2 separate regions of the Mus musculus genome follow, and region 1 is linked to region 2. A link is a loop called in an ENCODE intact Hi-C map of the cell type or tissue named here. Cell type or tissue: left cerebral cortex. All regions are shown on one strand. Each heading gives the region's core, and the rest is flanking DNA. Links, peaks and the distances in the headings are about the cores only. Region 1 overlaps Dab1 (disabled 1). Region 2 holds the start of Gm40216 (a long non-coding RNA gene).

The links. A loop is a pair of places that touch in the nucleus more often than their neighbours do. Peaks named below come from ENCODE experiments on the same cell type or tissue, not always from the same donor. Only the 100,000 strongest peaks of a DNase experiment are listed, where the experiment ranks them.
Region 1: it touches region 2 in a loop (2.6-fold over the local background); 18 of 42 quality-filtered maps call a loop at or near these places.

The regions. Positions count from the first base shown.
Region 1 is chr4:104,512,149-104,528,696 of GRCm38, forward strand. All of the region lies in intron 5 of Dab1 (disabled 1), which reads left to right. Among named protein-coding and RNA genes, the nearest start is that of C8b, 250 kb to the right of the region's middle. In left cerebral cortex, for the core only: no CTCF peak of the experiment used is centred there; DNase peaks (open chromatin) are centred at 10,368, 11,125 and 11,829.
Region 2 is chr4:104,881,104-104,897,651 of GRCm38, forward strand. Gm40216 (a long non-coding RNA gene) reads right to left here and starts at 8,980. Exons shown (of 3, transcript XR_867966.2): 1 at 8,875-8,980; 2 at 7,609-7,748; 3 at 6,104-6,686. It also overlaps a transcript of Fyb2 not described here. In left cerebral cortex, for the core only: no CTCF peak of the experiment used is centred there; a DNase peak (open chromatin) is centred at 7,970.

The sequences.
Region 1 (16,548 bases), core at 7,600-12,599, 370 kb before region 2:
CTTTTAAAGATATATTTTGATTTGTTTAACATAATAACAAAGGATCTGGATATTAACTGTTGGCGTGGTAACACATGCGTTGCTTGGGTTTCACAGAAGAGTCTTCTGGATGCTATGTAAGTCCCTTACATAAAATGGCCCAGTGTGTACACAAAATCTACACATAATTTCTCCTGTGCTTCCCATAATCTCTGTCATACCTAATTCAATGCAAACACTCTGTAATTAGTCACTGTTCTGTGCTTTTAATACATGGTCTGTTTCTCTTCATGACAGTCACCACAGCCTTTGTGGCAAGTATTTTCAGCCCTCTGAATGTGTGGGCATGGGACCCGTGGACACAGAAGGCTGCGTGTCCAACACAGAGTTAGCATGATTTCTATCCTACTTTACTTTCTAATGCCACGATGAAACACCACAACCAAAAGCCACTTGAGAAAGAAAGGATGTAACTGGCTTACATCTCCCCATCATAGTCCATCATGGCGGGAAGTCGGGGCAGCAATTGGAGCAGGAGCGGAGGCAGGAACCGTGGGAAAAAGCTGCTTATTGTCTTACTCCCAGAGGCTTATCCCACTCCAGTAGTGGCACCGCCCATGTCGGGCTGGGTCCTCTCACATCAATCATTAACCAAGAAAATGACCGACAGGCAATCTGATGGGGACAATCCCTCAATTAAAGTTTCTCTTTTTCAGATGACCCTAGTTTGTATTGTGTTGTCAAAAATCTAACCAGGTATAGTAATATGTAGGTTTGACTCAACCTTCTAACTCTCTGAAATTATCAGGACGGAGGTCAGGTGGTATATTCTAGAGCAGCAGATTGTCATTTGACGGTTTGTGGAAGGAAAGGCATTTACTCATTGGTTTGTTTACTTATCCATCCATGAGGTATCTCTTGGCCATTTGTTAGGGATCAACAGTTCAAAAAGACTCTGGGTTTTTCTACTCTATATTGTGGACAAGTAAGTATTATATTCCAGAAAAAATGTGCATTTCCACATTTAGTGATCAAGGACTTGGCAGAGTACTTATAAGATGAGCAGAAAAATTCATGTGTGTATATAGAGAAAATTATTGCTAGAGCAAAATACTCTAAATATTAAACATGCATGCCTCTGATTTTGCAGATAAAGCATTTATTTTATTTTCACTCTTGCATTTATATTTTTCAAGTTTTCCATAATAAACATCCCTAGCTTAACAAAAACTAAAATAAGTAAATAAGGTGGTATTCGGTTATATAGTTGGTCAGGGTGTGTGACTGGAATATTTTTAGATGCTTAACCATGATACATGGTACATAGCAAAACAAACTTTGTGTAAAAAGATTGTCCATTTGAATTCTTGCCCTATCAATTTGAATTTCCCCACTTCTAAAAGCCAGCAGGTCTACTGTCTTGTGTGGTATATGCTTGTGTCTGGCAAGATCAGTGATTTCTGATGTGATTAAAGGGGCTCATGCAAGTGAAGAATTATTCTAAAAAATAGATGCTTTGGGTAATTGATTATCTTGTGTGTGTTGCCCTAATGATGCTGTCTGCAGGATGAAATATCTCTCCTCCATTTTCCAAAGCAGCAGTCTGTAACCCCAGGTGACACTAGGATTTCCTTACTAGCTTTAATTACTCAGTACAGAAGCTGCCGTGCCGAGCTTCGGCGGGCTTCACCCACAATGTGAATGCCCACTGATGAGCTAGCCCATCATTGCGCACTGGGGTAGTCATGGAATTTGGAAACCATTAGAAAGCTAGGCAATTTCATTATTCATTCACTTGAAATAATCCCGGGACTGCTTTCAGTGACATGGTTCCTTCGGCAAATAAAGATAAGCCAAATCCCTGGGCACTCCAAGAAGGGGCAGATTCTCTAAATTAATTCCAGGCTCAAATAATTCAGCAGTATTTGTAATATTCTGTGCATAAATTGCCAATTTGCTAGCGAGATCAGGAAATGATAAAGGCTTCTGCCCCCTCCCCCCCTCCTCATCTTAACAAGTGCCGAGGCAGCTATAAAATAAAAGAAATGTTTTATTCTTAATAAATGTCCTATCAGGTAGTGCACTGATTAAAGGTGTCCAAACATGGCATCCCTCCCCCTACAAAGCAATTATTTTTCATCAGAAAGACTAAACTATATGGGGAGCTGAGGATGGCTGCAATTGGGCTTTTCCACACAGGAAAGTTTATGTTAATAATAAATGTACTTGCAATGTGAAGTATTATGTTAATAATAAATGTACTCACAATATGAACAAGTCGGAGATGAAGGGTGATAATACCACAGGTGTCCTTTATTCATTGTAGCGAATGTTTTGTTTTGTTTGTGGGTTGTGAAAGACTGTTGGCTCTTTCCTGATGATAACCGACCCCAGGCACCCCTAAATCCACCCCTCATTTCTGGAATCTCTTTCCTCTTTCCCACTCCTACTGCCTTTTGGGCATCCTGATCCTGGCTGGGGCTGGGGTTGGGGCTGGGGGCGGGGCTGGGGCGGGGCTGGGGGCGGGACTGGGGGCGGGGTCTTTGGGAGGCCCGCTTCATAACGGAATGAAAAGGTTCCACTGTTCTGTTCCTGGGCGGTGGTGCTGAAGCTGGGCTACAGCGTGAGCCTTAGATCCCTCCAGTTATGCCCATTGAGTGAATGGAGATCCACAAAGCTGACAGTCCTCCAGCAGGTCTGCCCCTCTCTCCTCCCTGCAATCAGTACACAAGGCTGGGGACTCCTGCTCTGCTGCTGTCTCTATGAAGGGCCACTAGCAGAAACCGTCCATTAGGGGGAGCTCCACACCTCACAGCTCTTTCCTAGAAATCAGAGAAATCACCCTTCATATGGCCCCCAGCAGAAGGGTGGCGCTAAAGAGTGGATGCTGCCTTCCTGCTGAGTAGTTAATAGAGGGTAGATGCCCTTTTGTTTGAGTTGTTAGCTCTTCCTCCATTTCCCCTGATGATGCATCCTGTTCACTTGGGCAAGAGCTATCTGCAGTCACCTATGTGACCAGAGTCCTCCCTACTCCCATCCCATAATCCAATTGGGTACCCTCTCCACCCACCTCCTGGGGAACCTCCCCATCCCAGGACCCTCCCAGGGAATCTTCCTACCCCTTACAGCACCAACCCTTCATCCTCCAAGGAACTGTTTTTACCCCTCTACTCTCCCTGGGACCTGTCACATCCCACCATCTTCCCAGGTGGGATGTGACATTCCCAGAATGTTAAAGAGAGGCCACTCAGCTCCCTGAGCCTATGCCAGACCACCATTGTCCAGGTTGAATGCCTTCTTCTCGGTGACAGAAACATCTCTTATTTATTTTATATCCATCATTACTGTAAATCACATCACAAATGTGATATCATTCTTTGTCCAGCTAAAGACATGAGAACTCATAGTAGTACCCAGTGTTTATCTGATATATCCACGAGACTGTTTTTATTTTTAGCTACAAACCATACATTGAACCCATCTAAGATTGTGAAATTTACTTTTTAAAAATTTCCATGGAAATAAATATTTCTTAATGTATTTTTTTACTATATGTAAAATAGTCATACAGATCTTTGTTATCAATGGAATCAAATAAGGTAAGTGCCTGCACCTCTTCTCTGGTCCTTCAGGTTAAGCTATTATGAGTTCTTAATCCAGTACTTAGATTGCAAGGAAAGAAGGGTTTTACCTGAGCTGAAATGTTATCCACCTGGCTACAGAATCAACTTGGAAGACGTTGGCTGCGGGCCAGGTTTGCACTGGTAATTAATCAGTGCTGGATAGGAGCTTTTCAGTATGAAAAGGACAAATGAATGGATCCTGAGGTGGGTATCAGTGAGATTCCCCTATTATTAAATGTACTCTTAAGTTATAGAGAACTCGGCTTTGCAGTCTTTGGGCCCGTGGTTTTGAAGGAACTGTGGCTATGCTTTATCCTCAGGGCTTCGAGGGGCAGGCAGGCAGCTGGGGGGGGGGGAGGGGGAGGGGGCGTTGCTTTCATCACATCCCGGACTCTGCTCAACAGTTCAGGACTGGAGCTTCTACCACAGCCCTCACACAGGGATCTCTACTCCTCTTCAGGTCCCTTGGTCACACAGATGGTCCAGAGTTCTCTGTTGCTGAAATTGCTATTGACACATAGGGAAATCTCTTCCCCAGCTGGCTTTGCTGGAAGAAAAGTGTTTCAGAGACCAGCCAAGGAAAAGCAAAAATCATCTTTTCCATTTCAATGCATGGAGTGAAACCCTTTTTAATTAATTTTTTTTTCACTCTGTTTAAATGGATCTGATAAAAGTCTTGAAGTGAGAGAATCAAGGGCCAGAAGTTGCATGCCCTTGTCTGGTGATGTCTCGTTTTGTCTCCTCAAGAGTGTGTTTAAGCTTCTTACTGGCTGTCCTAGTGTACTTCAGGTGATTGGTTGTATAAAACGCTAAACCTTTAAATACTTCTTTACAAAATTATCCAGCTCCAGCAAGCTAGACAGTTTTAATAGGCTTGTCCTTAAAGGAGCCATGTGGGTATAAGAGGGAGCTGTGAACAACTCTACACGTCTCAGCGTTTCTGTGAGTTCTAAGGATACCCATGATGAACCACAGTGTCAAGGCAATAAAATGACTGAGTTTCCCCACATCCCTGCAAGCCACCAGACCTAAAACCATTCTTTTCCTTCTGGCAATAATGGCTTTCACTGGAAAAACAAAAGTCATAGACAGTTGAGTATTTAAACTAATATTCATCATGGCTTGTTAGGTGGGCTGGAAGGGCTATTTTGGTAATTAGATGCCTCACAGTCTTTATTGACAACATGTGTTTTTTTTTTCTATAAACTTAATTATTTTACCACACTGTTCTTCTAACAGGTTTATGCTGTACTGCCCTGTGTGCATGCATGGCCGTTATTGCATCCTGTACCAACTCTACGAATACACACACACACACACACACACACACACACACACACACACACCACTGCCATTACCGCCACCATCACAGAGCCTCTGATCTCTGATACAGCAAAAGCAACGTGAGCTTTGAATCTAGAAAGATGCACGTTTCAGTCCTGGACCTGGATGTTGTCACTAAAATCATGTTCTCTCAGCGATGCTTTTCCTCTCTCGTCTGTAAAACGGGGAATAGAAGGATCCCCTGTTGAAGCATGAATGTGGAAGCATTGTGGAGTAAAAAAAATGTATTATATGATACTAAACTAATGAATGAGTACTGTTGGGATGAACGGATCTTAGCTGGACTGGTGGACAAAAAGAAGCCCCAGGAAGCCGCAGGGGCTTCTACACTCTGGGAGAAAGAGGATCTTTCAAAGATGTTCTCAAGAGATCCTGCTCCAGGTAGACTTAACGAGAGTTCAGGCTTTTGTCCCAGGCAGTGGGGGAATCTCCAAGGACTTCTCCTAGTCTGTCCGTCTAGATCTCTATGTGATGGGGGCCGAAGACAAAAGTTCAGTACTGTCAGGGCCCTGTGCTTGTTTGTTCCATTGTTATAACTTTTTATAGGATGTTCCCTTAGGTTTTTATATCTTAATTCCTCAGTAGTTACTGCCTAATTACATATTCTAATTCTTCAGTAGTTATTGCCTGGTTACATTATAAGAATTGAAACATGGATGACCCCAAAGATGATATTATCAAACTTCACCTATCGGTGGATTGTGCCAGCTGGGGGAGGAGCTTTTGCCTTCATGCATAGTTCCACAAGCTACAAGGTGTGCATGGCTGCAAATATGATTCTTTCCTATGGCACCATCGGCCCAGCTTCAGATCTATTCCCCATCCTCCTGTGACCGTGTCAAAGCACTTTCATTTCTTTGGGCTTTGATTTCTCCCTCTTTGAGTTCAGTAGAGTAAAAATTTGTCAATGTGATTGTGTTCTGTCTTCCAAAACCACTTAAAAATATTTACTTTTATACTTTGATAACAATATGTATTGTATATTGAGCATCTTTCCTCTGTTCTTCTTACTCTTTCCTCTTTCCTCCCGTACAGTCTGCCTTGTTGCCTAGTCAGGCTTGTTTGTTCTTTCATGTCATGTGCATGCGTGAGAGTGTATGTGTGTGTGTGTGTGTGTATTGCATATACCTGTGTGTTCATGTGCACATGTGTGTACATGCTAGTGGAGGTCAGAAGTGAACATTGAATGTCTTTCTCAGTTGCTTTCCACCTTACATTTTGAGAGGCTGTCTCTGATTAGACCTCAGGCTCCTGGATTCAGGCTGGCTGGCCACTGAGCTCCGTTGTAGAGTTACAGGTAGACAGTGTCTAACTTGGATGTGGGTACTGATGCTCTCACTTAGGTCCTCATCCTCGTAAAGCAAGCATTTGTTGAGTATGAGCTGCCCTCTCTCAGCCCTCAGTGTGGCTCTATTTTGCAGATCTGTAAAAATTAGTGAGATTTTTATATGTTTATTGGACATCTTATTTATTCCTTTGAAGACCGTTTTATTTCATTAGCTCATTTTATTGAGCTAAAGTATCACCTTTTAATAGGTGACATAGATGAAAATATTACAAATTATAACAAATGTATGATAAAGAAAATTGCCAAAAATATCAGTTCAATGAAATAAATGTCTTTTTTTAAAAATCTCTTTATTTTATATATATATGATGAGTACACTGTAGCTCTCTCCAGACACACCAGAAGAGGGCGTTGGTTCTCATTACAGATGGTTGTGAGCCACCATGTGGTTGCTGGGATTTGAACTCAGTACCTCCGGAAGAGCAATCAGTGCTCTTAACCACGGAGCCATCTTTCCAGCCCCAGGGTAAATATTTTGATCGGAATAAGGGTTGATCAGAACAACATAATAAAAGAGGAACTATCAAGGTGGATGTTTTCATGGTTCAAGGGTGTTCTGGGGACAGAACTAGTTTGTATAAAAGCAGAAGCCATGTTGTGTGTTGGTCAAAAGTTGGAGGGCTGTGTAGAGAGCTTTCTGGGTGCAAGGGCTTGTCTCATTTACTGTTGTAGCTCTAGCTCCTTGAATAAGACCTGGGTGTGATGTGCAACAACCAAGTGGATGATGGGATGTTAAGATTCCATAAGTATATGTATATGTATATGTATATGTATATGTATATGTATATGTATATGTATATGTATATGTATATGTATATACACACACATGTATATATGTATATGTGTAAATTCTAGATGAAAATATGGCCACTGTGCTATTTTGAATGTTTTTCTTTTTTTCAACTCTATCATGCACTGCTTACTAGCACAAAGTACTTGGAAACCTTCAGTAGATATGTGACAACAGAATAATGCTTTCACACCTTAAGGATTGTGCAAAACTCTTACAGATGGTCTGGCTTAGCACTGCCCACACATGACCTTACCAGTCTATCTTGTCTGAGGGGCAGCAAACATTTGATGGGTTAATTCTGATAATTACCTGGGGAACCGGGACAGTGAAGCCAACACAGTTACTGCAAGAGGCTCCACCGGGACTTGTGAAAAGGAGGGAAGCTGTTAGGGAAAGATTCATTGGGGATTAAATAACATCCTATCTACTATAATGAGGGCCTGAGCAAATGCAGATACCTGTGGTTAAAGAAAATCACAGTCCCTACACAACGAGCACAATTGTGGGCGTAGGGGACCTTCCTGGTTCATTATTCTGAGGAATAGCATTATCAGGGAATTGCAAAGATTTGAGCTTCAAAATCAATATGTGCTGAGAATTACACGGCAGGAAAGCCAGGAACTGTAATACTTTGAACACTGTTTTTATAGTCAATTTTGAAAAAGTCCATGAATTCAAATTCAAGGACACATCTCCAGCACTCAGACTTGTTAGCTGATATAGGCATGGACTTGCTCATTTTTTCCCCTGGTAGAAGCATTAATGATTAGACAGTATTGGTTAAGCACTGTTCTAATTGTGTGGCGGATTCAGTGCTATGGATTGTGCCCTGAAGGCTCATGCAATTGTTTGAGTTAAGGTGATTGTAGTCACGCTTATCAAAAATGGATAATCATTCAAACAAAATTGGTGTTAATCTCTTGCTCATATAAGAGTACTCGGTAGGTAAACCAGTTGGTGGGCATCTCATTTGCAGGCAGCCATGCAAGAGCAAAAACTTACAGAGGTTCTGCTGTTTTCTGAAAGTACTTTGCAGGGTTACCTGGGGGCCGATCTTTACACCAGCCAACTGAAAGAGGCAAGAGGCACAGAAGAGCACCCACGGCTGGTCCTTGAGATCCCCAAAGTGCTGCTGCTTGTTCCCAGTTACAGGAAGTGGGCAGGAGCCAGTCACAAGGCTAGAAGCAAGAGATGGTAGGAAGCATAATCCTGCTGTATACCTTAAGGAAGAACTCCATCTTTCAGGCCTTGGGAAATACTCTATAGCCTCAACCTATAGACGATGTGAGGTTCAGAATCCATGGAGATACAAGAGGAAGGAATTCTCAGTAAGTCTGGGAGTAATAAATGAATGGCCCCTTGTTTAATAAAACATTCACGAAAATTAGAGTTGTCCTCCAAGTCACTTTATGAACTCCTTCCTGTACCCTCGCTCTAGAAAAGAAGAAATGGAGACGGGATTTTAGGTGATTTCCAGTTGGGTTTATGTGAAGGCACTAACAGGAGGGAAGGGGAAGGCCGGAGCTAGATGGATCCCCCGAGTCCGTCATTTGCAGCATGATTAACAGCGCTTGCCTGGGTCGTGAGTTTCGGTGCAGTGCGGCAGATGCCACTCTGGGTTGCGGTACTGCTGTTCTGTGCAGGTGCATTTGTTTTTATCTCTGGTGTTTTGTTTTGTTAAAGAATTCACAGTTGCTTTTCTTTATCCATTTGTAGTCATTCGTGTCCCACCTGCAGAGTTTAAATTGGTATTTCCCCCAAGGATCTGGACTCTAATTGCAGCTTATGTTTAAATTAAAATATATATATATATGTCCTGTATCTCCATCCTTTCCACTCCTCCTTTACCTTGCACCCTGCAACTCCTTCTGTACTCTTCCTCTCTCCACTCTGACCTGTGCCCAGAGATCATTACTTCCTATTCTTTGTTCATTTAGGCATTTTGGGAAAGTGTGTGATACAAATATTTATCTGGTGATGCTCAGGACACAGGACAGAAATGTATCACTCAATAACTGACTTGTTGTGATCTAGTCTTTTCTTCCTTCATTACTCCATTTCCTTGTTCTTTTGCTCATCAAGTATGAGCAGTGTCTCACTTGAGTCGCCTAGCACAGCATCCAGCGTTTAGACTATAGGAACCAAAACACAGCGCGTCTCCTTTTACCAGTTAACTGTTCAGTCAGGCATGGGACCATAAGGCAAAGATAGGATTTTAGAAAAGGCATGGGACAGAAGATGTAATTGAACCTTGAAATGGGTGTGTCAAAGTCTTCCTGAGTACAGCCCAATGCAATGGGTGAGATCAGAAAGAAAATAAAGAGGTTTTGATGAAAAGTCCTTCCATGCAGAAGAAGCAGAAGGCTGGATAGCACTAGGAAAGGGAAAGTAGAATATGAAGGCATCCTGTGTTCAGGACTGACCATCATGACAGCGAAACTGCCAAGTTTAAGGTACTTGTAAGAAATAGCAGGAAGTGCCCTTCCAGGATGCCTGTAGAATAAATAACTCATACCCCTGTGTCGTTACTGGATGTATCCCTGCCTGTGGTGTGGAAGAAGCGTCTCCTTTCCCCTGCTTATATGACCTGGAAGTGGCCTTCCTCAGAAAACCAAGTGAGGGAGGAAGTCAGCAGGGACCGAGGCTCCCAAGCGCTAAAAGTTGTCTGGTGCTGTGTGTGCATAAACTTGACAGAAGGAAGGGAGCCCCACAGGTTCGACTTGATAGATCCATGGTGAACAGAAAGCAGGGGTGACTAGGTCTCCTCTTGCCTTTATGGTATGCACAGGACAGGGGACATGGATGGGTTGAAGACAGACAGATGCAGAGATAGAAGAGAGAGGGAGAACCCAGTTTTTTTGTTTGTTTGTTTTGTTTTTTTGAGGGAGGGCTGCTAAATGCTTGGTATCCAATTAGCTCAGTTAGGACAAGAAATAAGAAGGGGAGCTAGAGATCAGAGAGTATTAGAAAAAAATAAGCTCTGAGACAGAGAGAGAAAGGGAGAGGGGAGAGGGAGGGAGGCAGGCGCCATTAGCAACTAAACCCCAGAGCTAGTTTTCAAGAACATCTCAGCTGGTTTTTTCTTTTCCACAGTGTTTTCAGTGGCCACTCATAACTGTACCACATAAGTCCTTAAGGGTGATTAAAATAAAAATAGTAATAATAGAAGGCTTATGTGAGTATTGATCCACCATGGATGGCCAATCACACCGTTTCTGTTTATCTGGGTGAGCAAGCCGTGCTCACGGGCGAGATGACTCATACCTACCTGGTGTGAATCAGTCAGGAGGAGCTCAGAGCGTCCACTTTGGGCCCCTCCAGCTGCTGGCAGCAAGCCATTTCAAGCCAATTCAAAAGTGCTCATCGAGCGTCTCCCAAGTACAGGAATTATGCCTCGAGAATCACAATGATCAAAGGGGACTGCTCTAAAATTGCCCTCCTCAAAATTTTTCCAGTTGGTTTATTGTGTTTAGGATGGCAGCTCTGGGGAATGACAAGTGGGGACTTTCTGAACACCGTCCTGTTTAAAGGTTTGGAATGCCTAGGGAAAAAGGCTCCTTTATAAACAGAAAAGATGGTTTAGAAGTTGCCTTAACAACCAAAAACAGTGAATAGATTGTCTTTAACACTCACTAGCAAGTATCAAGGTTCAAAATACATGATTTTAAAAACATGTTTAAAGCACTGGATATCGCAGCTCACACCTGTATGTTTCACACGTGAGAGACTGAGGCAGGGAAATTGCCATTAGTAGTTCAAGAACGGCCGCTACATAGTGAATTCCATGTCAGTGTGGTGTACAGAGTGAGACCCTATCACAAATGTAAACTAAATTAAAACGGGTGGAGGGGGGGCTGTTAAATGATTGAAGGAGAGGGAAGTGATGATCCCAACTGTAGGAACATCTATGAACTGTGCAGCCACCAGAAAGAAGTTATTCAGAGCAACCTACAGTGATCTGAGTGCTACTGCTGTGTGTGTGTGTGTATTCATTCCTGGTTTCTGCCTTTTTCGTTTGAGCAACAAACTACAGAAGTCAGAAAGAGGAATCTGCTCCGCAATAGCACATGCTCTGAGCAGCATTTTTGGCAGTGAGGGTTCTCCTGATGTTAGTCTCTTCCAGTCAGCACCATCAAAGGAAGGAGCCCTGAAGGTGCATCTCCCTCCCCCTGCAAAGTCTCTTTGTTTCTTTTTCTTTTTCTTTTTCTTTTTTTTTTTTTTTTTTTTTTTTTTGCCCAGGAAAAGACCTTTGTGACCCCTCAGCTCACAGTTAGAAGATTAAAGGTGAAGAAATGCACCTGAAAATGCTTTTGTCGCCAAGATGCCCTGAATCCCTGCCAGGGAGAAGCGGCAGCGATACTTTTAACTCTTAGAAAGGGATTGGAGCGTGGTGAAGGTTGCTTGTTCCCCTAGGTCCTTCGAACTGGCTTATAGACTATGCCTTCCGCTGAGCAGTATGGGTTTCAGCCATAAGCTGACATATAAACCTTTTTCCATGTAACTCTTTTTCTTATATATGACCAAGGAAAAGAAAGCTCCCTCAAACCTAAAGCCACGTGGTCGTTAGAGCTTAATCAGACTCCGGAAAGGCTCTAAGACTTACTGTAACATGGGGACATTCAAGAATAGGAGACATTGATTGTGACCAAAGTTGTTAATATATAGTTCTGTAGATAGATCCATGGGCAGCCTGGGTTCTCCTTCAGCTGGATCACAGCGGGAGGAGAATCATATGGTATAACAGATGGTGTCGGGAGCAGAAGGCATATGCTTGGGGCATTTGAAATCCCGTGTGCTAGAGAAACTCCGTGGCTTCTCTTAGAGGGCAGAATCCAGTTAAGAGCTGAAGAATAAGGAAAACAGGGACTTTGTTCTTGGACTGGACCTGCCAACATCAGCCTGAGAAGTGTTCACAGGTCTCATTCTTATCCCACATGAAGAACATTGTACACTTGCTAACCAAACAGGAATTATAGTCATGCACACAGAGGAACACTCTCTCAATTACTCCCAGGCTGTGAACACTGTCTTCTAAGCTCAACAGAGAGTGAGGCGATGACCCTATGACCAGTGACGGTATCTACTTGCTAGTGAGGTTGATTTCTCTTGTCTTCTGATCTACTTGGTAAGGTTTAGTCCCTCTACACAAGAACCTGGAAGCTCTCAGCAAGTCCGAGTGTTTGTGACAGAGGGAAGAGGCAGACTGGTCCTAACAGAGGAGAGACCACGGGCTTATCAGTTTATTTCTTAAGTCTCTTCTTTTCTTTTTCCCTGTTACACTACATGTTTACGTGTCTCCCTTTTCAGTGTTGGTGCAGTAGAGATTATAACCGCTGACAATAACAACTGGGTTAATGAGAACTACACAAAAAGCTGGTCAGTTCAATAATTCAGCATTTTTTTTTTAAATATCTGATCTGGACCAGGTGCTTGGCTAAATGTGGGGCATCTGTGATGAACATGGCAATCTCTGAGTGATTTCTGCTCCAGATCTTAGTTGTCTTCCTTAGGATTCCCACTGTGCTGGTGGAAACATGTATGTATGGTATAGACTCATTCAAATGTACCTGTGCTCCGTATTTTAAATAGCTAGGTATAGGTGGCTAGAATAACCATCACTGGCAACTAGAAGAAGGAGAGAGATCTGCATTTATCATGGTGTGTGTGTGTGTGTGTGTGTGTGTGTGTGTGTGTATGTGGCGGGGGGGGGGGGGTCCTCTTCGGAACAAGAGGAAATCCCAGAGGGCAGGATGATATAATGAACCAGGCATTGATAGTAAAAGCGCTCCTTGTAGTTTAATCACCCAAGCCCACTCTGCAATAGTAAGCTCGGTTTAATGACTAAAATTTTAATTTCCGTGATGGTACTAGGTCCATCCTTCATTTTCAAAGCCCTGCCTTCTCAGTTCATGGAAGTCTGTGTCCGGCTTCTTATCTCTCTTTTTTTTTTTCTAAGCCACAGAAAATCGTAAGCCATAGTATTGGAGACAGTGCTGTGTAGTGGAAGTAAGAGCTGCATGCAGGGAGTCTGGGAGCCTCTCATTACCTGGGACATGCGTCAAATGAGCACTTGCTAAAACACAGTGATCCCTATCCATGATAATGTGGGTGCCTTAGGACCAGCTCCAGCCCTGTACTTTCAAACAAGCCCAGTGTGCCTTGGTGAATGATGAATCTGTATATGTATATATCAAATCATTACTTAAAGCTCTGTTTTTTTTATTTACCTTTTTAAAAAGTTTTACATTTTTAAAAAAGCTTTCTTCATTGATATTATAACACTTTTTCCCTCCCCTTTCCTCCCTGCAAAGTCTCCCATACACTCCTCTCAGCGTTCCTTCAAAACTGTGCCCTCTTTTTTCACTAATGGTGATTATTACACACACACACACACACACACACACACACATGCATACACGTTCACTTGCCTTTTTAAATTTAGTGTTTTCTTCATTTTCTCTATGTGTTTTTCATGTTGAATTACTCCCATCAAATTCTCAACTCCTTTGGGAAATGCTTTTTCATGCATGCATTTGTCTTTTCTCCTGCCCCGGGGCTGTCGTCTGGGAACTAGGGCATCTAGAAATGCTCAGCAAAAATTTAAAATATAATATTTATATTAATTCTGCGAAGTTGTCATATATGCATACAATGCATTTTGAGCAGAACCCCCATGCTTCTCTGCCTGTCTCTTCCCCCATCCCACTTGCAGCTTTATGTCTTCTGTTTTATCATAACCTAGCAACCCTGGCTTGTGATGCTTATATACTGATGGTTGTGGAGCCATCCATTTGAGTGTGGTTGACCGACCAGGGACCACACCCTTAAGGAAAATGAACTGTCTCCTAGAAGTCATCTGTCACAGTTTGTATATGCTCAGCCCAGATAGTGTCACTATTGGAATGTGTGGCATTGTTGGAGTAGGTGTGTCACTGTAAGTGTGAGCTTTAAGACCCTCATCCTAGCTGCCTGGGAGCCGATATTCTGCTAGCAGCCTTCAGATGAAGATGTAGAATTCTTAGCTCCTCCTGTACCATGCCTGCCTGGATGCTGCCATGTTCCTGCCTTGATGGTAATGGACTGAACCTTTGATCCTGTAAGCCAGCCCCAATTAAATGTTATTCTTATGAGAGTTGCCTTGGTCATGGTGTCTGTTGACTGCAGTAAAACCCTAACTTAGACACCAACCATTGTCAGTATCTCCTCAGGTAGGGATTCATGAACCCCATCCCTCCATGAAATATTTATTTTCATTTAGGTGTATGTGTGTGTGCGCACAGTCAGCTACTGTTAAGATATTGTGTAAGTATTTGTTGTCAGTATGTCTGAAGGCGTTCCTTCAAAGCCTAGTGAGCTCTGAGAGGTGTGGCACACTGCAGACAAGTGAAGCCTGAGTGTGCGCACTGGTCTGACTTGAATAATAAGGATCAACTGGCGAGGCAACTTTTAAGGCTATGTTGCTTTTTCTTCTATGCAATCTCAGCAAAAGGACCAGGCGCACCAGGGGCTCCATAAAATCCCCTTGTTTGTATTGATGGGTTAATTAATTAGTTAGATGACAAATGCCCTGTAGATAGTAAAGGTCTTTGAGAGTCATAAGGCAGAGAATTTGTGAAGTGCTTTGATTTGTTTTTCTTCTGGCAACCTTATTAAACAAGCTGGGTTCTTTCAGGATGAGGTCATCTTTTAAGGCAACACAAAGAAAGAGGAGTCTATTAGGTGACACAACAGACACAGAATAGGCAAACAGGCCTTATATCAGTGACTGGTCCAACTGAAGCACAGCATGAAGTGTGAAATCCAGGGCTGGAGGATGCAGGGTAGATCATACCGCATTGTCCCTGTCAGGTGACCTCAGTTATTTAGCATACTTGTGATCTTTGACTGTGTGCTAAGTCATCAGTCTAGAGCAGTGGTTGTCAAAATGTGAGAAGTGACCCTTTTGGAGGGCTTGCCTAAGACCATAAGAAAGCAAAGGTGTTTACATTATTATTCATAACAGTAGAAAAATTACAGTTATGAAATAGCAACAAAAATAATTTTATGGTTTGGGGGGATCACGACACTATGAGGAACTGTTTTAAAGGGTCACAGCATTAGGAAGGTTAAGAAGTACTGGTCTAGATTCTGTAGATATTCAGGGAACAAAATACACATCTTGTTTGCCTTCACAGTGCTCACAATCAAGATGGGAGTTAATAGAGAATAGCAAAGCCAAGTGATAACAAGATCTCAGTATAGTACGGGGCAGAACTTTTGAGAAGATGGGTAATGTGCAAAGGATGACTCCTGAGAATGGGCAAACCCTTTAGATGAGTAGAGCATCCCTATGGACACTTGAAGTGCAGCAGGGGGCCTGGTACATGAAGATAAGGGTGGCTGGTACTGATGGAAGTGGGGGATGAGGGGGGGCATGAGTTTCGAGGGCCTGGATTTTAGTGAAATGCATCATTTCCAAAACACAGTGGGCTACAAAGAAACTTTCCTGTACTATTAATATTTGTAGGTAAAGAAGAATGTTATTCAGCCATAAAAAAGGTAGTTTATACTCTCCTTCTCAATCCAAGGCCTGAACCCCAGGAACACTTGTGAATATTGTACACGAGTGCATAGTTAGGTTTCTCTTTACTCTGACTGATGGTCAAACTACTGTGGTACTGGCTGGAACCTAGTCTGAGGTCCCTTTAGGATACAAGAAAGAAGGGTGGCTAGAGAGGACGGTGATGCTCAGATCACACAGGGAGTTCACTCTTGACCTCACTCATCAGGTCCCTGGTTCACCAAGAGCAGCAGTGTGAACCTGTTTCAGAATGAGCAGGTACTGAAATCTAGTAGTAGAGATGTGGTCTTCCTTTGTCGACCAGACATGAGGCTTGAGGACCACAGAGTTCTCTTCTCTCCTGTGCTGCTTTCTAGCCTGCTCTGGTGCCAGCAGAACAGATTGTTAAAGAAAATCAGAAATAGACACCCAGTATTTGTAATTCAGGGGTTCCAGGGCAAGACATAGAATATGCATTTGAACGCCTTTATAGGCAGTGATGCTGTTGTCATGGGCCCAGGAATTATAGCACTGTGCTTAGTTCTGGCCTTGACATATTGGTTTAGGATCATGTCTCTTCTTTCCCAAACTTTTGCTTCTATCTTCTGTAGAACCAAGCTGAACTCCTCCACCTGGCAGCAAGCCACCCCTTGCTCTGTGAAGGCTAGATGTTTTATATCCTACGTCCAGATCTAATCTGCTATTTATGCTCTAAGAAGAATCCATCTTGGCATTGGTTTAGATTGCTGTATAATATATAAATTTTAGGTTTATTTGGTGTTTGAGACAAAATGCTCCCAGGTGACTTTGTATCTTAGAGAAGCTCTTCTTTTCTCATGGAATTTTTATCTTATGTAAAATGGGAAAACTGGTTTGAAACCTGAAGTCTTTTGGGATCGAGGCTCTGAGCGCATAACTTTGT
Region 2 (16,548 bases), core at 5,783-10,782:
CTGTCTCTGTCTCTGTCTCTCTCTCTCTCTCTCTCTCTGTGTGTGTGTGTGTGTGTGTGTGTGTGTGTGTGTGTGTGTGTGTGTGTTTATACCACAATACTCTAATTTCTCAGTACAAAAGCCCAAAAGACACCCAACACAGTATCTGGCACAGTCTGCAGACAGTGAATGAACATATCCCGCCCACTGCCTTCCCTACTTCCTCTCCTACCCTTTGTGAGATCCTGTGTCTATTATATCTGTTTTCCTCCTGATTGCCTCATCAGTGCCTGGCTGTAGCCAAAGACATTAGTGGTAGGTTTTCTACTGGAAATGAAGTGGGGCTGGGTGAAGTAATTGGTCTCAATCAAAGGCTGTACCCTGGATGGGCTAATTCATGCCGACCTCTCTCTACCTCCAAGTGAGCTCTGTATTTGCATTTAAGGATGTGGGATGAGGAGTCAATGTCTGGCTCATTACAGTAGAAATTAAAGACCTATTCTCCAGGAAGGGATTCAGCATTCTAAGTGGCTCTAGCCAAATCTGGGTGGTCCTTTGGGAAATCCTCATTGGAAATGAGCAGCAATGAAAAGCAAAGTCAGTTCAGCAGCCGAGCAAATCCTCTGTCCCTTGGTCAGCTGCTGTCCCTTGGTCAGCTCTCTCCTGCACAATGTCTCCACTCAGGCTGATGCAAGTGGCCTCTCCCTTGTTTGCTCAGAGCCTGGCCACACTTCCTCACTAAAAGACCACCAGGGTGGTGGTTTGTCATGTATCCTGCTTGTGGTATCTGTGTCCTCCTGGGAGGTAGAGCTGTTCCTGACCCAGGATGTGACACTCGATGACCAAATCAAGACCAACTTCATCTGCCTCTGGTGCCAGCATGGTGTGTGCAGGGAAATTAAAATCTATACAGACTGGAAATGAGTGATCTGTATGAAGTCACCAAAGACAGGCAATTGTAAACAATGTCCATAGCTCCCTGCCTTCTGTTCCCTCCCACTATGACTCCCCTGCTACCTGTTGACCCCGTGTGGCATGGAATGTGGAGGTGTGGGACATGTGTGCCCACACACAGGTAAATATGTACATTTATGCACATGCACAGCACACATATTTTACATGTGCAAAATCATAACTCCCGGACCAATAGTGACACATGGACTGATCAGGGTATGAAGCCTTCAATTATTGAGTCATGTTCAGTGATGGACTGCTTGTGGCAATTAGTCAGCTACTGCCTGGTCTCCAGCCAGGGATAGAGTTAAACCCTGGTGGGCACCAGAGATGAAAAACACACCTCCTGCCTATCACAAGGTACCCATGGCTAGAATTGGGAATGAGGACCAAGCGTTGGGTATCTGTGGTCAGAGACACATGTGTAAGTGGGCTTTAGAGGAAACACTGGGAGAGAACTAAGAAATTTTATTTGATATAGCTTTGTTCTTTAGACAAAGAAAGAAGGTAGAACATTCTAGGCTTATCTCTACACTCTCCTTGTCTAAATTTTCTGAATTCTATAATCTTGATCTAGAAAATCCCTTTCAGAACTGTTGAAGTGGCAGAGGGGCTATCTCTATCTAAAATCACAGTACACACACACACACACACAGACACACACACACACACACACACACACACCTAAGCTTTTCAAGTCTCTCTGAATACTTTTACTCAGTGTTTGTCTTCCCAGGAGACACTCTGGGCTATCAGTCTATAATTTGACTTTCTCCCCACTCATAAGCCAGGCTGTGTGGAGCGAGAGACAGAGTCAGATTAGCCCACTGCAAAAAAATTTGGTTAGTCCCCTTCCTGCCAGTCATGGTTCTAGTTGAGTAGATTTCAGCAGCTCCTTGGTGAGTGTTAGTGCCATCCACATACACAATGGCAAGAAGACCAATAATTTGCTGGACTCCCTTTTCTGGTGATGCTCTGGGTTTCACATCAGCAGCTTCTTTGTGAGATGCTGTGGGGCACTAGGGGAGAATACAGCAGGAAGGCAGTGCTCAGAACCTAGAAGGAGCTAAAGACAGCAGGTATATAGTACCACACTTGCAAAGCAAAGCATGCTATAGTACCACGCTGAGCGAAGCATGCTAGGCTATTAATTTTCTTTGTAACCTTGTGTAAGTCCCTCTTAGAGTCTTGGATATCTTGACTGCAAATGACACTAAGGACACCTGCTTCATAGGCCTGAATAACTGAGGCAATGTACAGGACAACCCTTGGAAAGACTCCGTGGGTGAAGGTCATGACTCAGCCTTCCAAAGCAAAGAATCAGGAAATCAGGACAGGCACAGAGGACTCAGTATAGGCAGATTCACATCTGCATCCTGGAGAATGAGAAAAGAGTTCAGATCAGATGGCCATTGCCCTAGTTAGTTTTAACTGTTAATTTGATACAGCCCGAGGAGGGAGTTGAGGGATTGCCCAGAGCAAACCGGCCTGTGGATGTGTCTATGGGGGATTGTCTTGATTGTTAATTGATGCATGAAGTCCCAGGCCACTGTGGGCAGCACCATTCCCTGGGCAGATAGTCTAGGGTTGTATAAGGACACTAGCTGACTGTTAACCTGAGTAAGCTAGAAAGCAGTATTTCTTCGTAGTTTCTGCTTCAAGTCCCTGCCCTGATTTCTGTCAACAATGGACTGTGATATGGACTGGTAAGCCAAATGAACCCTGTCTTTCCCAATGTTGCTTTTGGTCAGAATTTTATCTCAGCAACAGAATAATACTAGGCCACCTATGAAATGCTTTCTGATAAAAATTGTCATGAATTGGTTATAGATAGCCAGTGTACAAGGGCAGAAAGAAAGGCACAGAAATTATCAAGCACTGGTGGTCTTCCTGTAACCTTTGTGGTAGCTTTAGATGGGAATTCTTAAACCCAATCCAAATACAAAGAAACTGAGGTCCAAAACAGTAAAGAAGGAAGAGAGGATTTAAGACCAGGTTAGTTTGACTTCAAAGTCTACCTATGAATGGGCCCTGTTTGGAGCATTGCAAAAGTAGTGACATCAGATTCAGATGAAGAAGATACATAGTAAATTCTAAACCAAGAAATGATACATTTAGGGTTACTACTGATCTTGTTAATGCAGCATCAAAGAGGATGAACTTTGGCCATAAATTAGTAAGTATTATGTTTCTCCCCTGCAATGTCCCTGCACATAAAAAACACAGCCCAGGACAGAGCAGGTAGTGAATATCATAACTGTCAGAGGAGGGAATGAAAACTACAGGTTCACAACTGCAACGTGAGCTTTTCTCATTGATCACAAGTAATAACATTTCTCAAGAAGAACTGTCCAAGGAACTTGCACACGTTTGTTGGAACAACTATTTCTGTTCCACTGCCATGTAACAAACCACCCTACAATCCAGCGGCTGGGGATGCTGGGTTACCGTTTATAAAGATTTGACAAAGGCTGCTGACAGGCTTCATTTGGTAGAAAGCTCAACTGAGATTAAAACATCCAAGATGGCCCACCCCCACCTTCCCTGGTCTTTCTATATATGGCCTCTCTTCACTCAGGCTTCTAGTCAGGGCTTCTTAACTGCACAGCAGGTTACCCCCAAAGTGAATCATCACAGCCGCTAAGCCCAGGCTCAATGTGGGAAGGGACAATAGAAAGGCATGAGTATATTATTGCTGCAAAAGACGGCATAGCAATTAAGAGTACTGGCTGCTCTTCCAGAGGACAGGGGTTCCAGTCCCAGCACCCATATGGTGGCTCACAATTATCTGTAACTCCAGTTCCAGGGGACTCTGTACATGTGGTACAGAGACAGACAGGCAGACAAAAATACCTACACACGTGAGATAAAAAGAAGTAAATCATTACAAAGGCATGAATATCCAAAAGCTGTCTGTATTTGCCTTCACGAGTAACAGATGAGAATGATTTAGTGTGTTTAAGGCACTTACAAAGGTGCCTGGCACTTAGTGTGCTCTGCCTAAGTATTAGTAATAGCCAATTACCAATAGTAATTATAGCATGCTGTTAACAGCATTGTGAAATTTCTCACTGCAAATGCTTTTAATTTACTGACTACAGCCCTGACGCAGCCCCTCAAGCTCTGCATGCACTATATTATGTAAAATATGCAATTGTGTTCGAGGAACTGATTTAGCCAGGAAATACAAAGATGTGTCCCTTCTTTCTCTCTCTTCCCCTACTCACTTCTTTCTGTTGGATTACACTTAACCTGAGTCATCCTGGCTTCTTCCTAGAAGTGATATTCAAACCCAAGGGAGAATTACTTGTTTTTTATAAGAAATAGTGTGCTGGCACTCATTTAGAAAGGGACATATGACATAGGACCTAGCTCTAGCTGGTGAGAAGCAGAAGAGTTTTTCTGGTTAGTTTTTTAAAGATTTATGTATTTTAATTTTTATTTATATGAGTCCACTGTGGCTGTCTTCAGGCACACCAAAAGGGGACATCAGATCCCATTCATTACAGATGGTTGTAAGCCATCATGTGATTGCTGACAGTTGGACTCAGGACCTCTGGAAGAGCAGTCAGTGCTCTTAACCGCTGAGCTATCTCTCCAGCCCACTGGTGACTTCTTAAGACGATCCCTTTGATGAACCGGACAGACGAGGGGGGTAGGGGGGTCTGTGTTTCCTCTCGTGCTTCTGGACACTGTTGGGTGAGAGCCTGACATGAAGATATGCCCTCACATGCTCTTGCTCTTACATGGATAGTTCTCTAATCTCAGATAAGAAGAAATGGAGCAGTGTAGCCCAGCAAACCGGCACACGCTCAGCTTGAGTTGGTCATGTAAATCTGGATCGTACCAGCCAGCCCTTCAGCTGCGTTGGCTTGAATCTGGGCTGCCTAGTGGGTCGAAGGTTCAGTGGGAAATAATATGGTTCCGAGTTGGAGATAGTTTTCACAGCACTATTGTAGCCATAGCTACAGCATCCAGCATCCTGGGCCACTGACAAATGATAAGCTTCAGAATTTGAAATGGCCCCGACACCACCCATGTGTGATGAGAGACGCAGCCAGAAGGTCCTTGAAGGAAGTGCCACAGCACCTAGGAACTTAGGAAAATACAAAGACTGGGCTCTACTTCTCTCCTGATCTCCAGAGGCAGGAGTCCCAGTGAAGTAGCCATGCAAGCAAAAGTAGGTGGGGACCATGGAGTCCTATGGTGAGCCAATGAGTTAAAATATAAAATTGAGTCTTTCCCACTATTCAACAGGACCAAAGGGCCATAGCGTGACTAATCTAATATGGGAGAGCTGATTTAATGGCAGAACATAACTGTTTTTGGAGAGATGGAGCCACTTCTGGTTTGTAGCCCCAGTATGATAAATAAACCTGCAGCCCTTTGTATTTCTGAGTGCCTAAAAAAAATGCTGCAGCTGTCTTCAGTGTGGAGACTTCACTATGCTTTCTCACACGCACCCCTGACAGAAGCATCACCAGGAGAAGTGCAGGCCTCCACATGGCTCCCTCTTTCTTTAGACTCTACCCCTTTGCTTTGTGTCATTATTGTGGGTGTACCTGGTTCTTGCAACGGACAAGCTCCCAGCAATATCCGTATATATACTTTAAGCGCACGAGTCTCTGAGCTTACAGTAGCGTTCAAAGATGGTTAGTCGGGTGGAATCAGCAATATTGTTGCTGGAATTAAAATCGTTGCTTGCAGGAGCAGTAGCTGGGATTTTCAGAACACTTCCCACAGACCTAACTCTGTAGAGGTGTTCTATGTGCAGTTTGCCCGATCCTCACAACAGGCTGACGAGAGCCATGTGGTGCCCCTGCTCCCAGTGACTGTAAGCAACAGCTACCTGTCAGCATTTCTCTGTGCTCACTGGGGAGAGCATTCTGCAGCAGCTGGATGGCGATTGACCATTTCTCAGGTGAGAAAGCTGCATGACAGGAGATGTTCTCCCATCACAGAGCCAAGAACCAGCACCTGGATTTGAACTCCGCTCTCTCCACTACTGAACACGTCCATCCTGCCACAGACAGGAGCTACCCTCACCTCCAGGGCAGGGGTCCCCACCTTTCTGCTGCTGAGGCATGACTAGGGGGCAACCAGTGTTAACAAAAGACACAAAAATATGCATTATTTTCCCCCAAACTGTACAGTTCACAGATCTCTTTCATGTATTTTAGGTCTTGTATTCACTCCACAAAATAAACATCATTATGCTCAATTTATCATAAATGAGAGATGCCATTCATACCCAGTACTCTGCTGAACAATCTCAAATACAATGCTTCATTTCAACACCACAAGTCCTACAAAGTAAAAATCATTATTTTGTCCTAAGGAGAAGGGAACAGAGTCCTAAGTGACATTCCCACTGTCCCCTACACTCAAGGACAGAGATGAGGTTTGAATGAGAATCATGTCCTAAGGCAAAATTCCTACCCAGTCCATGGTCAGTGCTAGGCTCCTCTAAGGAAGTTTTGTCTAGCCTCCGTCCTGGATACTCCCAGACAAGCCAGCCTCCATCACTGTCCTCCTCTGAGTGTTTCTCCTGTCATAGGCCGTGCATGCAAATGACCTGTCTTTCTAGTTCACGGAACTGCTGATCCAGAAAGAGCTTTGTCTCAGACGCTGCACTCGGGGAGCCTCATTGGCAGCCTGGCCTGATTGACAGCGGGATCCTGCACCTTGAACCTGAGCCTTCCAGCGCTGGGATGAGGCTTTGTGGTTGCCGGGAATTGGTGAGCATGGCCGGCCTGGGGAAGAAAGGCAAAGGAATTGTGGTCACAGGGCAAAGCACCATGGTTCTCTTACAGCATGACTGCTGAATCCATTCATATTCCCTCCTGATATGCCCTCTCCCTCAATCTAGGAGGCTAAAGGCTTAGTAAGCTAGCTTCTTTCATCTCCTGTCTCTGGGAATTCTCAGTTGTCCTTCCCAGCCATGGTTGTTATATGGGAGCCATAGATTATCCCATATGGAAAGGTAGCTTTTGCGGACCATGTAGGTAGATCCCCAGAGGAGCCTCCAGCTAGTGCTGCCTAAAGCAGGGGTCAGACTATACTACTGAGCCTGACCAAACTGAAGCTTTATGAGCAAAATAAATGGTTGGTCTTGTCTTAAACCATGATGCTGTGGCTTGGTCAGCTCTACCATAGTAAATAATGAAAGGAGTGGCCACCCTAAAACCTGTGGAGCCTGTTCTGCACAGCAAGGTCATTGTACTGACAGTCCTCCCTAGACACATGGCAAGACCATTATACTGACAACAAGCCCTAGGTTTATATAACAATCTCTTGAACACAGGAAGAATCAGAGGCTCAGAAAGGATAGATTCTTCACGGGGCCAGTGGACTGGCCTAGATCCAAATTCAGTCTGGTTAGAAACATCACCTCCTAGCTCTTCTGTCTACACTAAAGGCAGTGTGGTAGACTCGGGCCTTTCCCAGCCCTCAGCTCCCCAGGAACCTGTGCCTAGCCGAAGCAATCACAGTGGCTCGTTTTCTTCTCAGTGATAGGTGTTTGGAAAGAAACGCATCTGATATAAATCCCAGAGCGATCCAAGCAGTGGGATGACACTGGCTGAGTCAGTTGGGTAACTCCCCCTCCCTCTCTGCCTCCATAGACTTCCCTGAGCCTCAGTTTCCGCATCTGTACATGGGGATAACAATACTTACTTCTTAGAGGCATTGTAGAGATCTGGGGAAGAATTGTTAGGAAAGTGACGATGTAGCGCACAGCCCAGAATAAGTGTTGAGTAAACTGGGTATCCTTTTCATGGTGGGTATAGCCTGAGAAATTTTCTTCACACAACCTCCTGATGACAACAGAAAGGGGAGAGAGAGAGAGAGAGAGAGAGAGAGAGAGAGAGAGAGAGAGCCCTGAGGGTCACAATGGAGCAGCTGCACCCCAATCCCCCAAAGATTCAGTCCCTTTGGCTTCCACTCTGCTGGCCCCTCCAGAGGAGAGCAGGCTCCAACAGCTGCTAAGCTTTGCTCACACATTCCCCCTTCACGACTGACTGAGCCCTGACACAGGAAAGAAACATTCCCTTGAATCATGTAAATCCCCACTCATCTCCAAATTGGGTGCCGGAGTGCCTCAGGGAAGTGATTTTACAACCTCACTGACTCCAGCCAAGGTAGGCTTCAATTGCTCTTGCAAGATAATTCAGCCCCAGCCCCAGCCTCAGCCTCAGCCTGGCAACAAAACTGAGCAGGGGCTCCCTCACTCAGCCAGAGATGCCCCCTTAGGCTGAAGGAGAACAGTGTCTTCTCCCAGCAAGCAAAAAAACAAAAAAACAAACAAACAAACAAACAAAAACAGGCTTAAGCAGGCTTCTACAACCTTCTCAGACAGTGCAGGTAAAACCTCACCTGAACAAAGGCGTTCGGACAAGCATGGGAGGGGTAAGAGGCAGTACACTGGACTAGAGGTCAAGGTTGCCTGGGATTCCCCTCACCCCTCCGGGATTTCAGAGGCAGGGTTATGCTATGATGGACTGAGCCATCCTCCTGCCTTCACGCAAGAAAACACTTTCCAGCCTGCTGTGCCCCTGGGGAGATGGTTATCTGTTCCTGTATGGCTGCCTATTTAAAAAATTTATTTTCAAATCTGGGCCTCGCAATAGATTATTCAGCCCACAGCCAACAGAGCTGCAAGAAGTACATAGCCCTGGCCTCTGCTCTGGCTAACACAGCCCTGTCTTTCTGAGAAGCCCTGGCTGCCCCCTCAAAGGTGGCTTGGGTTCCCGGGGTTGCCATGAAAGATGGCTTTTCTCTCAAATTGTTAGGAGCCCAAGTCCAAGTGCAAGTGTTAGCAAACAGGTCAGCAGCCCTCCAACAATTGTCATCCCTAAACTGTGTCAATTCATTGGCACTAGGACTTAATAACCCACGGCCCAATCAAGATTTCATGCCACAGATTCTCATGGCAGATCTTACTGTCCATGTTGCATGTTTGTAGAAAGCAGTCAGTCCTCAGGAGATTGGTCCAAGGGCATACATGGCTATGTGGAGGAGTTAGATCTTTGGTTCAGCCATCAGGAATTTTCGCTGAAGTCTCTAGGGAAGCCCTCCCCAGAGGAGTTCACTCGACAGGCTGCCAGCTGTATTCAGCTAGGTCCTGGACTCCTTTCATGGATCCTGAGTCAGGTGGTCCCCGCTTGTTACCGGGGGGGGGGGGGGTGCTGTGCTGTGCTGAGCCCCCCAGGGGGTGGGGGTGGGGTGGGCTTTCCTCTTTCCCAGCATTCTGCTCTGCTTTGGGATGAATAGTTTCACCAAATTCAAGCTCCTACTCCTTGGGCCCTTGCCATATTTCCCTTGCTGTCTGGGTCCTGGCATTAAGACTGGAGTAGAGGAGACCTTACAGAGAGCTGAGCCATGGGGAGATAGATGTCTAGGGAACACCAGTCAAGCAAAATAAGCATATGCTTCCAGTTATGCAACCATCTTTATGAAAAGAATAACACTGTGGGATTTTTCCCTTGTCCACTGTGACGTCCAAATGCATACCCCACCCACATAGGTCTGTTCCTTTACCAGAGGTAACTCTGTACTGTCCCTAAGCAATCACGAGTAGCAGGTCATACTTCTGTCCTGGAAGAGGCTAGGCAACCTTACCAAAGGCTATTGTCATGTAATAATATTATCATCATCATGGGCCAGTCCTACCCAAAGATGGGCAGCTAGTCATATCTATACCCCGAGGACCCAAGGAGAGCCCAGTTATCAGCTGCAGAAGGGGGGCTGGCTGTTCAGAAAATGGCTATTAGGTAGAATGGAGACCCTCAAAAATCTGGTGCTGTCTGCAAACAGAATCAGGACAGAGTGGAAAGCTGCGTGACTGGAGCTCTGAGAAGGACCAGAGGCGTCAGAGGAAGCTAATCGCTGGCAGAAAGAGAAGCAGAGAAATGCCAGTAATAAGCTTCTGGTGGGTTACGCCAACCATGCTGGGTGCAGATCCGGCAAGCATCTCACAGATCCGGCAAGCCTCGAAGCCGGTACCTCTGCAGTCCCTGCGTGCAGCTGCCTGGATGGATGGAGGTCTGGCTACACGTGATACTATTCTAGGATTCCCAGGAGCACCTTCTGTCCCTTATGCCAAGAGCATCTGCACCGTCACCCCCTCCAGTGTGCCTCTTCTTCCTGGTGTTATCCTACATAAGACCCTTCATTATAACAAAGAGAACTCTGCCAAAGCTCCAGGCTCCGTACAGGTGAATGTGCGCGAGGTAATTGGGCTAGTTGTATCTTACAGACTCTAAACTGAATCGATGCTGTGTTTTATCAAAGCATTGCGAAAGCGAGGGAACCTGTTTATGTCTTGCTGGTGATCAGTGGGAGAGGTTTTGGTACCAGGCAACTGTCTCAGCTTCACCTTTACCTCCAGTGTGTGCCTTTCCTGCTTATTGTTCCTAACTTACAAGGTTTCACATTTAACACAATGTTAATAACCTATAATCTCCTTTTCAAACAAGACAATAAATAAACATGTACAAAGAAGTAATAGAAAAGTTGGGTCTTGGTGGAAGATAATTCATCACAGAGTTCAAAAGGAGAATGGTTAAGAACAGAGCCCCCCAGAGGCCCTTGATCCTGTGAAGGTTCTATGCCCCAGTATAGGGGACTGCCAGGGCCAGGAAGCAGGAGTGGGTGGGTTGATGAGTTGGGGGCAGGGGGGACAGATAGGGGGTTTTCAGAGGGGAAACTAGGAAAGGGATAACATTTGAAATGTAAATAAAGAAAATATCTAATAAAAAAAATTCTTTAAAAATACAAGGAACAGAGCGTCCTAGGCAGGTGTGGACAGGGTGAGACAAACCAGTGAGATGAGGTCCAGGCCAGGAAGAACTGGCGCCGTTCCCACAGGAGGAGTTCCTGGCACAGCCCAAAGCCAAGGCATGAGGAAGTACAAGAAGGCAAAGACACGGGGACTGCCTATGACCCGCAGCACAATAGGGGGAGGCAGGAGAGATGCTGTGACCATCTTGCCTCACCTTGGGACCTCACACTAGAACTTCACAACTAGAACGTGCCAGCACCACCCTGGCCACGGTTCCCTGTAGCTCAGCCTTCCGGAGCACAGAGAAGGCCTAAGGAAGGCAGGAAGGCGGGGGAGGAAGTTGAGAACAAGCTGCTGAGGTGAATATGATGTCAGAGGATGGAACATGGTCACATAGCAATCACATGGACAACTAAGAGCCAGAAGAGTGGTGCGGTCAGCCCACTCTGTGACATGTGTGCTGCTCCTGCCTACTCAGTAAAACATGTGCTGCTCCTGTGTGGAACCTCATAGCAAACCTTGCGTGATGGCCTTCCTGTCCACCTAGCCCCCTTTCCTTCATTCTGGACCGCTGCCTTGACACCCTTGACCTCTGGACATTTGCAACATGTCTGCCAACCACGCCTAGCGCTTCTTACCTCCAAGTTCCTTTGATTCTAGCTTGTTTAGTCTATCTGGGCCTCTGTGACAGAATGCCACAGACTAGACGACTTACCGAAGAAAACCTTTCTTCCCCACCATTCTAGAGACCAAGCAATCAAGGCACAGGTAGGCATGGGTCTGAGCAGAAATCACTTTCTACGTCACAGCCAGCTGGCTTCTTGCTGTTGTCATGGGGGACAGGAGGTGGACATCAGTTGGATCCAGGATGGCTCTGACCTTATCAAAGGTCTCCTTCCAAACACAAGCACACTGAGGATTAGGCCCAATATAAGGATTCGAGGTGGACAGACATTGAGGTTGGTCTAGCGGCTCATCTTCCTCGGTCCATGTGGTCTGCTTCCCACAAGGCCAAGGGAAGTACCTCCTGCTAGTCCATGCGGCTGGGTGAGAGATCGCTGTAGGCTCTCGTTCCCACTGTCTTGACCTTTCTTCACCATTCATCTAAATTCTAACACCTCTAACAGCAGGCCTCCTTTAGAGCCAAGGGATTTAGGAGTTGAGCCTCATGCCCAGATGGGTCCACCGTCACCCACCCATTTAGGACTTCAAAGCAAAGTCTGAGTGCCTAAACCACAGACTCAGAATCTGTGAAAATACAGAGGTCCAACGTATTTGTAACTGTATTTAGGAAAATGCAAGTCCTTTTCCAGGAAGACAGTGGGTATTTGTTGACTACCTGTGATGGCCACACAAAAACATACACAGACACGGATACACACAGACACAGATACACACACAGACACACACACACACAGACACACACAGATATACACAAACACACACACACAGATACACACAGACACGGATACACACAGACACACACAGACACAGATACACACACACACAGAGAGACACACACACACACACAGACACAGATACACACACACACAGATATACACACACACACAGATACACACACACACACACACCACTTAGCTCATCTCATATTTATGCCCAATCTGTGAGAGAGCTGCTATGAGCAGCCTGAAGATCATTTGCCCAAAATCTCAGTTTCATTGCCGCAGAAAGGCAAGGTTCCAATTCTTTTTGCAGTGCTTCCCTTACTGCATGGCTTTGCAGCAGACCTTATGCCGGGGATTTCCTTGTAGAACTGTCCTCTTGTCCTTGATTCTGGGCCCCTAACTTGACCCCTAGGGTCCTGGGAGTCTGTTACATGTCTGCAATCCACCCTTCCCCCAGGCTTCATGCTTCAAATCTCTCTGTTCCTCAGAGGCTGCTTGCACCCTGTGTCCAGAAAATGCCACAGACGGTGTTTTGTCCACGGCGCCCTGTTACATCATTACCTCTACCTAGCAAGGGCACAGCTTGTCCAAGTGACTGGAGAGAGGACAGGGGAACTTTGAAGACAATGGTGCCTTACGTTATAGCAAGCACTCTCCTAAGCATCTGATTTGGGTTTTAAAGACACATTTACACAGGAGAACAGTCTTTTGGTTCGGTTGCCTCCAATTTTCTGTCATCTGAATCATAGCCAAGGAATAAATTGAATCTTTTTCTAACATAGAATATATTACTCTTGAAATAGTAGGAAATGTTGATAATTGCCTTTTATTGGACTCACAAATAATTTATAAGTTGGTCCGATTTAAAAAAAAAAAAAAGTATTATAGTCTTATTTCTTTGGTTTCTTCCTTGAGGCAAGTATCAGCCTCTAAAAATAGAACCCGTGTAGAGATGGGCCTAGCGCTCCCCCTGGTGGTCACTATTTAGGATTGCAGGCTCCATAAATGGACCTGAAGCTGTAGGCTACATTTGAATAATTCCTTTTCCCCTAAGTACACAGAAAGATTTGATTTATTCTTCCCAGCCATGTCTGCATTACAGAGTACTTCTCCTTAGAAAGTCTATCTGCTTTGAGCGTAAGTAAATGATCTATTCCTCATATACATTATCAGGCTGAACGTCTCGGAGGTAGTAAGAGCTTTCCTGGTTCTATCAAATGTCAGGAAAGCTGGGAGTTTCTTCTTTGCTTTAGAAAATACGGAGGAGTGAAATGCAAGCTGGCTGTCAGAGAATCACAGGGACAAGATATTGAAGGGATGACTCGTGACTGTGTGCGCGGAGAGAGTGCAGTGGAGAGATGGACGGGAGTCTCAGAACCGTGGGTCAGAGGCAGGATCCTGGGACGCCCTCCACTGCAATAGCAGATACACACACTGCCTTTCTCTGGAGAGACTGTGATGCCCTGCCTTCCTTGCAGGTAACTAGAGACCCAAGTAGCAGTTCCAGACAGTGGGCTGAAAAGCTAGCTGCGGCACTTCCTGGCCTAACCCTCAAGCACCTGGTGACGGCTCCCACTGTCTCTGTGTTCACACAAATGCCAACGGAATATTCCAAGATATCACAGGAGCAAAGTGGAGTCATCTCTTGTTTGAAAAGTATTTCTTTTCATTTTTTGAGATTATGTTACAATTGATATCATTCTCTCCACATCTTCGTCCCTCCAAACCCTCCCCTATACCCTTCCTTGCTCTCTTTCAAATTCACAGTATCTTTTTTTTATTAATTATCATCTTCTACAAGCAGACACAAATATACATACATATACACGTTTATATATTTATATGAATGTACATATACATATACATAAATGCATAAATGCAGTCTGTAAATGCTTCTTGTATATATGTTTTCAGGGCTGGCCATTTGGAATTGCATGACCAATCCATGTGTTCTTCCCTGGGGAAGACAGTTTCTTCCTCTCTCAGCACTGCTTAGTTGCCTCTGGTTCTTCCTTTCAGGCTGAGGCCTCTCTCTTCCTCCTGTCCACTTTGCCATGCCTACTGTTGTCCTTTCTCAGCTCGTGCTTAGGCAACTGTGTTGCTGAGACTTCGTGGCTGTGGTTTCTGATATTCCTGGAAGACACAATATCACAGCAAACTCCCTATCCCCCTGGCTCTTCTAGTCTTTTGGTTCCCTCTTCCTCAGTGATCTCTGAGCCTTGGGTGTGGGAGTTATGTCATAGATGTATTCATTGGGACTAGGTCCCACAACAGTATGCTTTGATTGGTTGTGGTTTTCTGTAATGTTCTCTATTTATTGAAAGAGAAGTTTCCTTGATGAGAGATGAAAGCTACACTCATCTGTGAATAGAAGGACCAACATTATAACGTAGTTAAGAATTATGCTAGTTTAGTAAAATAGCAGTTAAAGGCTTTCCTCCAAGATCCATGACTTCACTAGCCCTGGGTAGTTGGTTAGGTTTTTAGTACTGTACACAATTTCCTTCTTGTTGAATACATCTTAAGTCCAATTAGAGTGTTCCTGGTGACCACCTAGTTACGCATTACCACTACCACACTCTTAGAGACAGCAAACCATGGTGGTGGTTGCTGTGGTTCATAAATGTCATAGCTGGGTAAGACTGTTGGTTTACTCCATCCTTAGAAGCTTGCATGGCAGCTTCCGGTGCCAGGAAAGTTAGTCCTCAGGGAGGACTAACTCAGCTCAAGACTCTTTCAGCACTAGGTCTGAAATGCATGGTGGTTTTAGCAATAGAGACTTACTATCTTCCACCTCTGGGGGTGCAATGAAGAGCAGTAGCAACAACCTGTAATGTTTTGAAAGTTACTTGGACAACTCTGACCAGCAACTCAGAAGAGGACTTCTCATGCCTAGTGTTGGGGTTTTGTTAGATGACTTTGACCCTAGGAAGAAGAATTGTCAGCAGAGCTGATAAATTTTCCTTCAAACTATATATGTATATTTATACACAGACTTACTTGTATTGTAGGTATTCTTAGGTAGATAGTTAATAGTATGATGAGTTTTTCTGACATCCTTAGAGCTACTTTACCCGCTATCTTTTGTATTTATCTTTCCCCTTCCATAATTAGAGCCCCTCATTCCCTGTTTTCCCCATTACTTGTACCCTGATAGCCCCCTCTATTTTGCTTCTCCAACTCAGCAATGGTCCCTTTCTTCTTTACTGATTTCCACAGTTACTCCAGGGTAGTGAGTTCATCTCTTACTGAACACTGGCCTGGAAGAACCGCCAGATTCTCAGAAACTGGCCTAAGGGAGAGCACACTCAAAAGTGCCGAGTCTCCAAGGAAGAAGAGAGCTCTGAATGGCAGCCAGAAGGGACAGATATCCCCACCATCAAAGTGAGTCAAGTCATCCCAGCCCCAGTTTTCTCAGCCAGAACTTACATTAGTGTAGGAAAGTCAATGAAACAATGTATGAGAAACATTTATAATGTATCCAAGCTCAGGAAATGCAAGTGTACTGTCTATTGTGTCTTCTATTGGCAATGATGAATTCTGAAATCATGTTTTGGTTTTCACCCAGGATTTCTGTTACAAGAAAAGGAATGCCTTGCTTCAATAAGTAATCAAAAGCAGGTTCCCAAAGTCAGGCAGGTCCAATGTAGATTAAGCCTTGGGGCAATTTAATCCACTCACAGTGTCTTTCTAATTTGACTCCCCAGAAGCTGTTACATAGTCTTAACCTGTTTTGAAAGCAGGAGAAACCCCTCCCAGGCGCCTTGAATCCTGTGATTCCTCCTAATAGACTGGCTTAGATGCCCTGCTCACTTCTAAACCAATTAGGACTCAAATCTGAAGCCAGGGGCGGGATCAAGCTCTCTTAAACCCAGACCAAGAAGAATGAGATCACACATTTTAGAAAGAATGTTTTAAGGATGCTTTCTTAATAGAAGAAAGGGTATGTCTTAGTCACTGGTCTATTGCTGACCAAAGCAACACTTATAAAAGAAAGTGTGACCTTTGAGCTTGTCATAGTTTCAGAGGTTAGCGCATTATGATAGTGGTGGAAATCATGGCAGCATGCAAGCATACGTGGTGCAAAAGGAGCAGATGAGAGTTCTTCATCCTGATCCATAGGCAGAGAGACAGAGACAGAGACAGAGACAGAGAGAGACAGAGACTTTTGAAGCCTCAAAGCCCACCCCAATAACACAGTTCTCCCAACAAGGCCACAGGTCTTAATCCTTCTAATCCTTTAAAATACTGTCACTCCCTGGTGACTAATGGGCCTGTGGGGGCCATTCTTATTCAAATCACTACAGGGAAGTAGAAGAAAGAGGATACTAGAAATAGCTTGGAGGGGAAACTGGAGAGTGTTATTTTGCAATCACTCCAAATAATCTTTCAAAAATCTTTTTGTTAACTGGATGATATGGTTTACAG